Linked DNA regions of Homo sapiens: region 1 is linked to region 2. Evidence: chromatin loops called from intact Hi-C (ENCODE). Cell type or tissue: ascending aorta. All regions are shown on one strand. Each heading gives the region's core, and the rest is flanking DNA. Links, peaks and the distances in the headings are about the cores only.

Evidence for each region. A loop is a pair of places that touch in the nucleus more often than their neighbours do. Peaks named below come from ENCODE experiments on the same cell type or tissue, not always from the same donor. Only the 100,000 strongest peaks of a DNase experiment are listed, where the experiment ranks them.
Region 1: a loop joins it to region 2, with 3 times the contacts of the local background. A loop is called at or near these places in 1 of 110 quality-filtered maps.

The regions. Positions count from the first base shown.
Region 1 is chr14:61,284,057-61,289,671 of GRCh38, reverse strand. It overlaps a transcript of PRKCH not described here. Among named protein-coding and RNA genes, the nearest start is that of TMEM30B, 5.5 kb to the right of the region's middle. In ascending aorta, for the core only: a CTCF peak has its summit at 3,321 (motif pointing right); no DNase peak of the experiment used is centred there.
Region 2 is chr14:61,583,332-61,588,946 of GRCh38, reverse strand. All of the region lies in intron 1 of LINC03033 (long intergenic non-protein coding RNA 3033), which reads right to left. Among named protein-coding and RNA genes, the nearest start is that of LINC01303, 15 kb to the right of the region's middle. In ascending aorta, for the core only: no CTCF peak of the experiment used is centred there; DNase peaks (open chromatin) are centred at 426, 1,967, 2,716 and 3,157; H3K27ac peaks cover 4,445 bases.

The DNA of each region.
Region 1 (5,615 bases), core at 426-5,425, 300 kb after region 2:
GCAGTGGCACAATCATAGCTCACTGCAGCCTCCACCTCCTGGACCCAAGTGATCCTCCCACCTCAGCCTCCTGAGTAGCTGAGACCACAGGCACATGCCACCATGACTAACTAATTTTGGTATTTTTTATAGAGACAGGATTTTGCCATGTTGCCCAGGCTGGTCTCAAACTCCTGCACTCAAGCAATCCTTTTGCCTTGGCCTCCCAAAGTGCTGGGATTACAGGTGTAAGCCACTGCACCTGGCCTTGGCAGTTTCCTTGGTAATGACCCTCATGTATTCTAGGTTCATTTTCTGGAGTAATACAGAATAAAATCACTCCTTGCCTTTTAAGGATGCTGAAGATGGCTACTATGTTCACCTCAAGATTTTTATGCCCAGCCTATACATGCTTAGTTCCCTGAACTGGTCCTCTTTGGATCTAGATTCTCATCATGCTGGTCCCCTTCCTTTACACTTAACTTGGGTTTAGAGATGTTCTTATTAAGGAATTTGCTCACCCAGTAATGTTTTAAAAGTGGGGCTGGGTGTGGTGGCTCATGCCTGTATCACCTGCAAGGTGACACAGCACTGGTGCCAGAGTCAAAGCTGTGGCAACCAAAAGCCATAGAAGCCAAGATATGGAGGTGCAAAAACCAAGAGCCTTGCTGAAGATGGCCTGCCTGAGCTGCAGAGAGAAGCAGAGGCAAGACAATGCAGAGAGAAGGGAGCTGCCTGATGACGTTCTACTCCTGTGACAGCCAGATCTGCTTCCTTCAATTCTTCCTTCTGTGACATCCCTCATCTCTGAACAATAACAACCTCTTTATTAAAGCTGATTTGAATAAGTTTCCGTTCCTTGCATCCCAGAAATTTCCGACTAAGTCAAAGAGAATTGCTAGATGAAATAAGCTGAAGTAGGTGAGTGGCTCCCAGAGCTCCTATCATCACATCAGAGCCTGCTCTGAGTGAACTTCCTGGTAACATCTACAGTCTTGGTTTCATTAAGATTCCCAAACTTTGGCTTAGAAGTTGACACAATGCAGCCATCCTCACAGAACTTTTCCTACAGAAAGAAAACTAAAAATTTAAACACAGCCATTACGAATTCAGAGTTACTATTCAGAGAAAAAGTCAGGGGCCCCTACAACACTCCATGGGTATACGATCTCCAGATTGAATATTAACAAGTCAGTATTGATCAGCACACATGACATAGGTTCCTAGGGTGCTGGGCCAAGGTATTTTTGCATTTGAATCAGTGACCTAGGTAATGGAATTGAAAGTATGTTTATTGAGGCTTGTCACCACAGCTCATGCCTGTAATCCCAGCACTTTGAGAGGCTGAGGCAGGAGGATCGCTTGAGTTCAGGAGTTCAAGACCAGCCTGGGCAACAGAGCTAGACTCTCTTTCTACAAAAAAATAAAATTTAATTTGTATTTAGTTTTTTTTCCGGTGGTTCTGGGGGAAGAAATGAAAAAAACAGAGTATGTGTATTTGGCTCATTGATGATATCACATAGGGAAAGACATCTAAGCATGTCTTTGTTGGGCACCTGAGTTTTCCTAAAGGATGTCACCCCTCTCTCCCTAGTTTATGGCTGTTAGAATATATGGCTTTGCTCTGATGTAGCAATATATATTTATTCAATTTTAAAATCTGATAACTTTCTGAAATTTTTGAAATGTTTAATTATTTACCTGATACGTAAGAAATTCCTAAAGTTTCAAACAGATATAGTCACTATGCAGAGGGTAAAGCCAGTCTGAGGTCGCTGAGGTGAAGACTTCCCCAAACCAGTGAGTTTCACTACACTGGGGACAGGATGGCAGAGGAGGTGACTTCTAGCCTCAAAAGATTGGCTGGCTCCACAGACACTGTCATGGTGTCCCCCTCCCTCTTCCAGTCCTCACCTTGGGTATAAAGCCCCTCTCACTGGCCACACTGGGCAGTCTAATTCAGTTTCTTTTTTTTTTTTCCTTGAGACGGAATCTCACTCTGTTGCCCAGGCTGGAGTGCAGTGGCACAATTTCAGCTCACTGAAACCTCCACCTCCCAGGTTAAAGCAATTCTCATGCCTCGGCTTCCCAAGAGGCTGAGATTACAGGCGTGCACTACCATGCCTAGGTAATTTTGTATTTTTAGTAGAGATGGAGTCTCGCTATGTTGGCCAGGCTGGTCTCAAACTCCTGGCCTCAAGTGATCTGCCTGCCTTGGCCTCTCAAAGCGCTGGGATTACAGGCGTGAGCTACCGGGCGTGGCCCTAATTCACTTCTGAGTCAACCCCCTCTCTTCTTTCCAGTACAGAGCTCTTCCTTCCCCTCTGTCTCAATTCTGTCACCTAACTTGTCCTCTGCCTATTCTGGTGTTGCTCTCCTGCCAACTCACCAAGCACAACCCCTACAGCCAAACTCTACCCACACAATTCAAGTCCAGCCCTATCCTTGCTGGTTTATCTTTTTTTTTTTTTTTTTTTTTTTTTTTTTTAAGACGGAGTCTTGCACTGTTGCTCAGGCTGAAGTGCAGTGGTGTGATCTCAGCTCACTGCAACCTCTGCTTCCCGGGTTCAAGCGATTCTCCTGCCTCAACTTCCAAGTAGCTGGGATCACAGGTGCATGCCACCACACCTGGCTAATTTTTGTATTTTTAGTAGTGACGGGGTTTCGCCATATTGGCCAGGCTGGTCTCTAACTCTTGACCTCAGGTGATCCACCCGCCTTGGCCTCCCAAAGTGCTGGGATTATGGGTGTGATCCATTGCACCCTGCCAACTGTCTTTTAATCTGGCCATCCCATACCTAATGCCTCTGCTGTTTAAGACCTTCTGTTATCCATCTCAGTCCCATTTTTCACTTTATACTGCCCCCTGCAACTCAACCCACCCAACTGTGCTCACAGTTCACCCTCTTTTTTTTTGAGATGGAGTTTCGCTTTTGTCGCCCAGGTTGGAGTGCAATGACGTGATCTCGGCTCACCGCAACCTCCACCTCCCAGGTTCAAGCGATTCTCCTGCCTCAGCCTCCCGAGTAGCTGGGATTACAGGCATGCGCCACCATACCCGGCTAATTTTGTATTTTTAGTAGAGACGGAGTTTCTCCATGTTGGTCAGACTGATCTCGAACTCCCGACCTCAGGTGATCCACCCGCCTCGGCCTCCCAAAGTGCTGGGATTACAGGTGTGAGTTCACCCTCTCTTTGACCACTGTTTTGCAGTAAGTTAGTGACAAAGAACCAACACACCGTGGCAGGGAGTGGAGAGAATTCGCTTCTGTCTTTTGTGCCTCTGGTGCTTACAGTGCTAGTTAATTAAAGTTTCTCTGCATCTTCCACTAGGGGGTACCACTCCATAACTTTTGAAACAGAAGTCTGCTGGATGCAGTTCTTAATAAAAAATGAAGTCCAGGCACAAAGAATTTTTTTAAAACTTTTCTGAGCGCATGCTGTAATTTTATGAAGCAATTTAATTTGATTCTTTTTAAATAAAAGCTGCCCCATGGGCAGAGTAATAGGCAACAATCTTGAGCAGTATAAACCTATATAAGGGAATGCCAATTAAAAACCCAGGTTCTGTTACAGTAAGATAAATAGTCATGAATTAAATGAACTACATGCAAAAACTGAGAACAGCCAGACAAGTGAAGTTATTTTTATTCTAGCAAGAGAAATGAGCATGCTAAACAAAAGTTGGATTTAAAACAAAAGCTTTTGTAAAAACAAAAATACAAGCAACTCAGCTGTTCCTGGGACTCTGTGTAAATGGAACAGAGTTTGCTTATCTTTGGGGTGTTAAGAGAAGATCTGCAACAATAAACACTGGTTCAAGGTTAACGTTTTTGGAGTTTTTTGAGGAGGAAATATGCCAAGGCCTTACAGTGTAGCATGGTTGAAGAAACAGGACACTGGAATTAAGCTGCCCTTTGAATCCCTCATCTCCCCATTACAACTATGAGAACTCAGGCAGCCTCCATTGCACTGGCTTGAATCTTAGTTTTGCATCAGTTCTTTGAGTATAATTGGACTGAATGCCCCCCATTTGTGTACAAATTAGATGGGACAATGTATATAAAGTGTTTACGCAGTGACTGTAAGTACTGATTCACAGAAGGTACTCAATAAAAGTTAGCTATTATTCAATGAGTCATTGTAAGGAAGACTAGGAACAGAAATCTTTGCTTAAAAAAGACACACTAACAATCATTTTGGTAAACACGTTCGTACAGATAAGCAATCATGAGAACAGAGAAGTTAAGCAATTTGACCAAGGTCACACAGTTATATCCTAAGGAACTTTCAGGGTAGAATCTGAACTTCCTTAAGGTCCGGCCAGCATTCTTTCCCCTATCCAATACTATTCTCCTAGTATCTGAGAGTTTATTGGCATAGACTAAATATATTCTGTGCTTAGCTCTTGGTTTTGTTGGCAAATTTTTGGTGAAAGTATCAAAATATATACATTGGTGTGGCAGTGTAAATATGACTCCAGCAGTATGTATTTTTAAAGAGCTTCACCTTTAAGTCCCTTTCCTACTTTTAGAATTTTATCCCAAGGAAAAAAATCTGAAAGAAAACGTTAGGGGGAAAGGGAGACACATAGTTTTTTTTAAAAAGGGTTATATGCAGAAAAGATGGTCACTATCATATACTTTGGAATACTGAAAAACTGGATATAACCTACATGTCCAACAATAGTTAAATATGATAGACCTATGAATTATGGCACCATTAAGGAACATAGAAAATATTTATTTCAATCTTCATCTCATTCCAAAATGAGGTAATTTGACAACTAGAATAATTGTGTGTATATCTTAATTACAATCTATTAAAAATTAAATATTTACATGGATAAAGTCTGGGAGATAAAATGAAAAAATGAAGTGATTTTAGCAGTATTTGGACTAGAAATGCCTTTTTTCTTTTCCTTTGAGTTCTTAATAACACTGATACAAAAAACAATTTTAGAGTGAACTTGTTTCTTATTTTACTGGTACTAAAGAGTTTACATGATCCAAGCATCCTTTAATACATCACAACATATGTAATAAAATGAGAGAAATGAGATCTGAACCTTCCTTACATAGTGAACTCTGAGGAACACGACAATGTATATCTATATCAGTCTTCCACCTCTCGGAACTTACGAGCTGGTAGGGGAAATATAGTGTATACATGGACCTTGGTACAGCTTCACCTCCAAGATCTTTAACACCCCATCTCATACCAGCACTTTTTCCTCCCAGCTTTCACGGCACCTGCCAATTAACATTATTAGGACTGCCAATCTACCAGTATCTTCTTTTTCTTTTGATCCACAGGGTTGGTTTCATTTTCTTCGCCTTTCAGATTAACTACTAAGGCACATCTCTTTAGCCACCCCTCCACAAGGACTGCAATACCTTGAATTTTTTATCTTTCAAATTCATCTGCCCTGAAAACCACCATATGCTGGTCACACTCAGTCATTTCTTTCTCCCAGCCTGAGGTGCGGGAGCCCAATACCCAGCTGCATTCTGCAGAGGGCATTTTTATCACCCTGCCCTCTTGTTTCAGAGGTGAGATAACTCTGCACCTGTTCTCTGAAACCAGTGGCTCTGGCTGGTGGATCAGCGTCTCCAGCCTGCTCCTGCCTTTGCACT
Region 2 (5,615 bases), core at 283-5,282:
TCGTACTGATGCTGTCCTGTGGAAATCCGAGAAGGCATGATTCTAAACCCCTCAGAAAAACAGCTCCTTGGGGAAATGGTCGAGCGGCAGTTATTCATTGTATTCTTTCAACATACATTATTGAGTGCTACTGAGTACCAGGCTGTGTGCTTGATGCCAGGGCCTAAACAGTTGACAAAAAAGGAATTGCAATTTAAAGGAAACACTCTAGGCTCTTCGGGTGCCCTGGAGCCACAGGCTTGCCCCAACAGTGTAGGGTAGTGGGAACCCAGCACCTCTGCCTAATGGCCTCAGGAGCTTATGCCAGTTAGGGATTGGGTCAGATGCTAATAACAATTGCCAAAAATAACACAGGCTTAAGTAAGATAGTTTATTTTTCTTTCATTTAAACAAGCAAGTCTGGAGCTCGGCAGTCCAAGGTTGCTACAGCAAGTCACGGTCACCAGGGACCAGACTCCCCTTGCCTTTCTCAAGGTCACAAGTTGGTGCTAGAGCCTTAGCCGTCTTGTCTTCATTTCAGGCAAGAACCAGGAAGAAGAGGAAAGAGCTTAGAAACTCCAAGTAAATAGCCTATACCCCTTTTAAGAAGCTTTTTTGGAAGTCTGACCCAATGATCTGTTTCCATCTTATGGGCCATAGCTGCCTGCCAGGGAGACTGGAAAATAGAGACTTTTAGCCAGCCACACTGCCTGGCCATGTAAAGTTAAAAAGTGCCTTTTAAATACTAGGTGGGCAACCAGCAGTTCCTGCCCCAGGGTGATAGATGAAAAGGTGAGTTTTCAAAGATGAAGGCCTCAGACCTGGAGGGTATTTAGATTTGGAAGTAAAATGGTTCAAGAAGTGACATAAAGAAAGGAGGAGAGAGAAATTTATTCAACAAAGACTGATTGAGAGTCTAGGGTCTGCAGGTACTCCAGGTAACAAAGGGAAAGAAGACCCCACTCTTGGCCTCAAAGTCCAGTGGGGGTGGACATCTCACCAAATACTAAGGAATTAAATAAGATAATACTTGTAAAGCTTTCAAATGTCACCTCTCTTTTGAAGTCTTCCTCAAAGTTAGTCATTTTTTTGCTTAAGAATTCAACAGCACAGTTTTCATATCTAAATCCTAACAACTGGCTGGGGTTCTTTGTAATTTTATATGACTGTCACCCCCATTTTCCTTTGCTACCTGGAGTACCTGCACACTCTAGACTCTCCATCAGTCTTTGTTGAATAAATTTCTCTCTCCTTCTTTCTTTATGTCACCTCCTGAACCATTTTACTTCCAAATCTAAATACCCTCCAGGTCTGAGGGCTTCATCTTTGAAAAGTCACCTTTAGGCTCTGGTCTTCTCAGGCTTGAGACAGAGTGAAAAGAGCACATAGGACTGGCCTCAAGTCATCTGCTTTGTGCCTTATCTGCTGTGTGGCATTAGAATAATTGCTTACCCTCTCTGAACTGCAGTTTTCTTCTCTAGGAAGTGGGGATACTATTAGTGACCGTTCGTGTGATGTGAGGATTGAATGAATGAGTTCAGCATGTATCTGGCATGGAGCAGCACTCAGTAGACAGTAGCATCTTTGGTTTTCTTTTCTTGTTATAGTTTCCTTCCTACTCTAATAGAGCATGTCCAGACAAGTTAAAAGTAGTTAGCAATCTTTTGAGCTCTTCCTATGTGCCAGGTCTTCTTCTTCATTTAGTCCTGGCAATAGGACCTGAGGTAGTAGTACCTGAGGTAGGTACCACTGTAATCATCCCCATTCTACAGAGGAGGATACCGAGGCTCAGAGAATCACCCAGCTAGAGGACAGACGCAGGGCCGTAGTCTTCTGGCCACAGAGGTCATGCTTCTAACTGCTACACAACACTGCTTTTCATGTTGCACTTGGCAACTGTTAGCCTCAGCTTGTCTACCATGACTTCTTCCACTGTCCAGTCATTGACAATTTCCCTGGGTGCTCCAGAGCCCACATCACTCCAGGGATAGGCCAGGAGGAGTCTGGGTCAGTGTAAGAGCTTAAAAGTCCCCGCAGAACCCTGGCATCTACACACTCCCCAGAGAACGTTATAAAAAGTTCAGCTTCAGAGTATGAGAACAGCTGTGACCTCAGTCCAGTTGTCATCGTAAGAGGCACCCTTACCTTATGAGAATCCAGCCTCTGAAAAATTCAAAATTATATATATATATATAAATCAATGTGTGTGTGGGGGAGGATGATGTACATTACATAAAGATAATTCACTTTATAAAGTGAGTCACCCCGGGCTTCCTTTATTTAGCCATCTTTCCTTGTGCACTTACAGTGATTTAATTTTTTAAACATTCCATTTATATGAAACTTTACAGGGACATGTCTATTAAGCTAAGTGAGATACACCCATGTAATTTCATGAGCTTCATATTGCAAGGAAATTGCTACAAACCCTGTCTGAGAGAACCCTTTCCCTTGTATTTTTCTCTTCCAAATTTTCCCCTGAGGAAAACTTTTTGAATCCTATTATAGGAAGAACATCATTGAAAATCATTCAATTATCACAAAAGAAAGAAGTTAATTTTAGCTGTGCTGGGAGCTTCCACCAACCATTCCCATCCTTTTTTAGCACTGGAAAAGTACAGTTTCTTTTCCTAGAATTTTAAAACGTGGAGAGATCTGGGAATCAGTAGTTAAGGATCTGGCCGCCAGCCAGGGGCAGAATGCTGATGACATCACGGAACTTAGAGGCCAGTAAAGGAAGGGACTGTTCAGAGAGTTGGCCTTCCAAGCAAGGTTGGCCTTGGCTGTTCTGGGCACACTGTACCAGTGGGTGGATTAATGAGGTGCCTTCCTGACCAGGCTGCCAGTGATGGGGCAGAAAATCACCAGCAAGAAAAGGGCAGAAGGCAGAGAGGGAGGAAGGAGAACAGGGGTGAGAGTCTTTAAAACCTTGGAGAGAAGAGTGAAACCTATACTTTCATTACATCTTGTAGTAATTTAAAACCATGCTTGAATGTGAAACAGAATCTTTAGGATGCCAATGACTAGAAGCTACTCAATCACCAGCCTGAACTGAAAAAGAACAAGGAACCTAAGCATTTAAAGCCTTTTAGGAGTGGTCTTCTAGAGGAAACCAGAGCCTGCTGTGAGTTTACATTTCAGGAAAACCTGGCCTGGTGAAGCCTGCCCTGACTCATGCCTATGAGCTGGAGCTGATGTTCATTGCTCGGAAAGGTCGATGTTCCTTCTAAAGCAATGAAACACAGAGCTGGGACCCAGGACTGCTCAGAAATCCCCTGGAAGCTCTTCTGCACAACCCTGTACCTACCTACATCTTTTTCTTTAACTTATTTTTTTTTCTTTTAAAGATAGGTCTCCTTATTTTGTCTAGGCTGGATTCAGATTCCTGGACTCAAGCAATCCCATCCTCCTCATAGTAGGGACTATAGGTGTGCTGGCTTACCTAGGTCTTTAAATAGGGCCTGACTAGGGTGAGGCCAACAGGTGTATAGGGCATAAGATTTAAGGAGGTTCTCACTCTCAGGGCTGTGCAAGTGCAGGGTTGGCTCCTGAGAGTGGCCACCTCCTTAAATTTGCATGCTATACACTTGCCTGGCCTCACTCTCCCTGCCCTGCCTTTCTAACTCCCCATTTAGTAACTCCCAAATTCTAATTGGTTAGGGATGGGGTATGGATATTTTTAAATGCTCCTCAGATAATTCTAACGGGTAGCCAGGATGGGGAGCCACTGCTTTAAGTGAACAAGGGTTGGTGGTAAATTGAAAGAATCCAATTGAAAGCCAAGAATCAATCTTGACTTTATCTTTTTCTATTGTGTTAACTGGGGGAAACAATTCTTATCAAATTCATTTTGGTTCAGTCTGTTCACTAGCAGTCACAAAGGGTCCTGTACAGGGTTGCCAGATAAAAAACAGGACACCCAGTTGAACCGAATTTCAGATAAACAACAAATAATTTTTTAGACTTTTCTGAAATTCAAATTTAACTGGGGATCCTGTATTCTCGTTTGCTAAATCTGGCGACCCTCGTTTCACATGACAAGTCAAATGTGTGGATTTAACTGCATGGGGCAGCATTTCCTAGTTTGTACTACAGAACACACGCTGCAGTAGATATAATGTGTATTATACCAAGAAAAAAAATTTGAGTTTGGCAAACATTGGGTGAAACAAAGTTAACTGGGTTTTTTGACTGTAAAACTTCTCAGAGTCTTTGATATGCAAATGTTCAGTGACCCCTCAAGTTGGAGACTTGTGGAGTTCCCAAACTTACATAACGGGGGACATCTTACATAACTAATGTTCCAGTAAACTTACTGCAGAAAACACTACTGGGAGAGGAGGGGGTGCTATTGAAGGGTTTTAAACAGTCAAGTAACAAGATCAGACTAATGACTGAGGTAGATAATTCCACTTTCAGAAGTACCAACTTGAAAGGAACAAGCACAGAGCCCAGGCAGAAGGCTGTGTTATTTTAAGAGGGCTGCCATGACTAAGTGCCACAGACTGGAGCTTGAACAACAGAAGTGGATTGTCTCACAATCCTGGAATCTGGACTTGTGAGATCAACGTTTGTCACAAGGATTGGTTTCATTTTGAGGACTCCTTCCTAGGTTTGCAGATGGCCGGTTTCTCCCTGTCTTCACATGGTCTTCCCTCTCTGTGCATCTGTGTCCTACTTTCTTCTTATAAGGACATCATGATGGCTCACGCCTGTAATCCCGGCACTTTGGGACGCTGAGGCGGGTGGATCACGAGGTCAAGAGATTGAGACCATCCTGGCCAACATGGTGAAACCCTGTCTCTACTAAAAATACAAAAATTAGCTGGGTGTGGTAGTGCATGCCTGTAGTCTCAGCTACTCGGGAGGCTGAGGCAAGAGAATCGCTTGAACCCAGGAGGTGAAGGTTGCAGTGAGCCGAGATCGCACCACTGCACTCCAGCCTGGCAACAGAGTGAGACTCTGTCTCAAAAAAAAAAAAAAAAAAAAAAAAAAAAGGACATCAGTCATATCGGATTAGGGCCCAGCCATATGACCTAATTTTGCCTTAGTTACCCATTTAAAGGCCCTGTCTCCCAAAACAGTCACATTCTGAGGTGTGGAGAGGTTGTTGAGGGGATATAATTCAGCCCATAACAGAGAGCTTTATAATAAATCTACTGACAGATGATGGAGGTTGTGAATCAAGGCAGTGGGGATGGGGAGAAAGATTGAATCCCAGAAATATTAAAGAACCAGAAATCAAAGGACAGGGGAATTCATGAGACATGGTGAATGAGCAAAAGTAAAGCAGAGTTTCGAGCAAAGAGTAGCACTCAAATATTTTTGTTGCCATCCCTTTGCTGTTTCCCGAGTCTAGAATAGAATCATGTAACACAAATTCATGCTCATAATGCAGTGTTTGATTGAATTCATTTCTGGGATAGATGCATGAACAACACAATTATTAAATATTTCCTGGCTGGGTGTGGTGACTTATGCCTCTAATCCCAGAACTTTGGAAGGCGGAGGTGGGAGGACCACTTGAACCTAGGAGTTCGAGACCAGCCTGAGGAACATAGTGAGACCTGTCTCTACTAAAAATGCAAAAAATTAACTGGGTGTGGTGGCACGCACCTGCAGTCCCAGCTACTTGG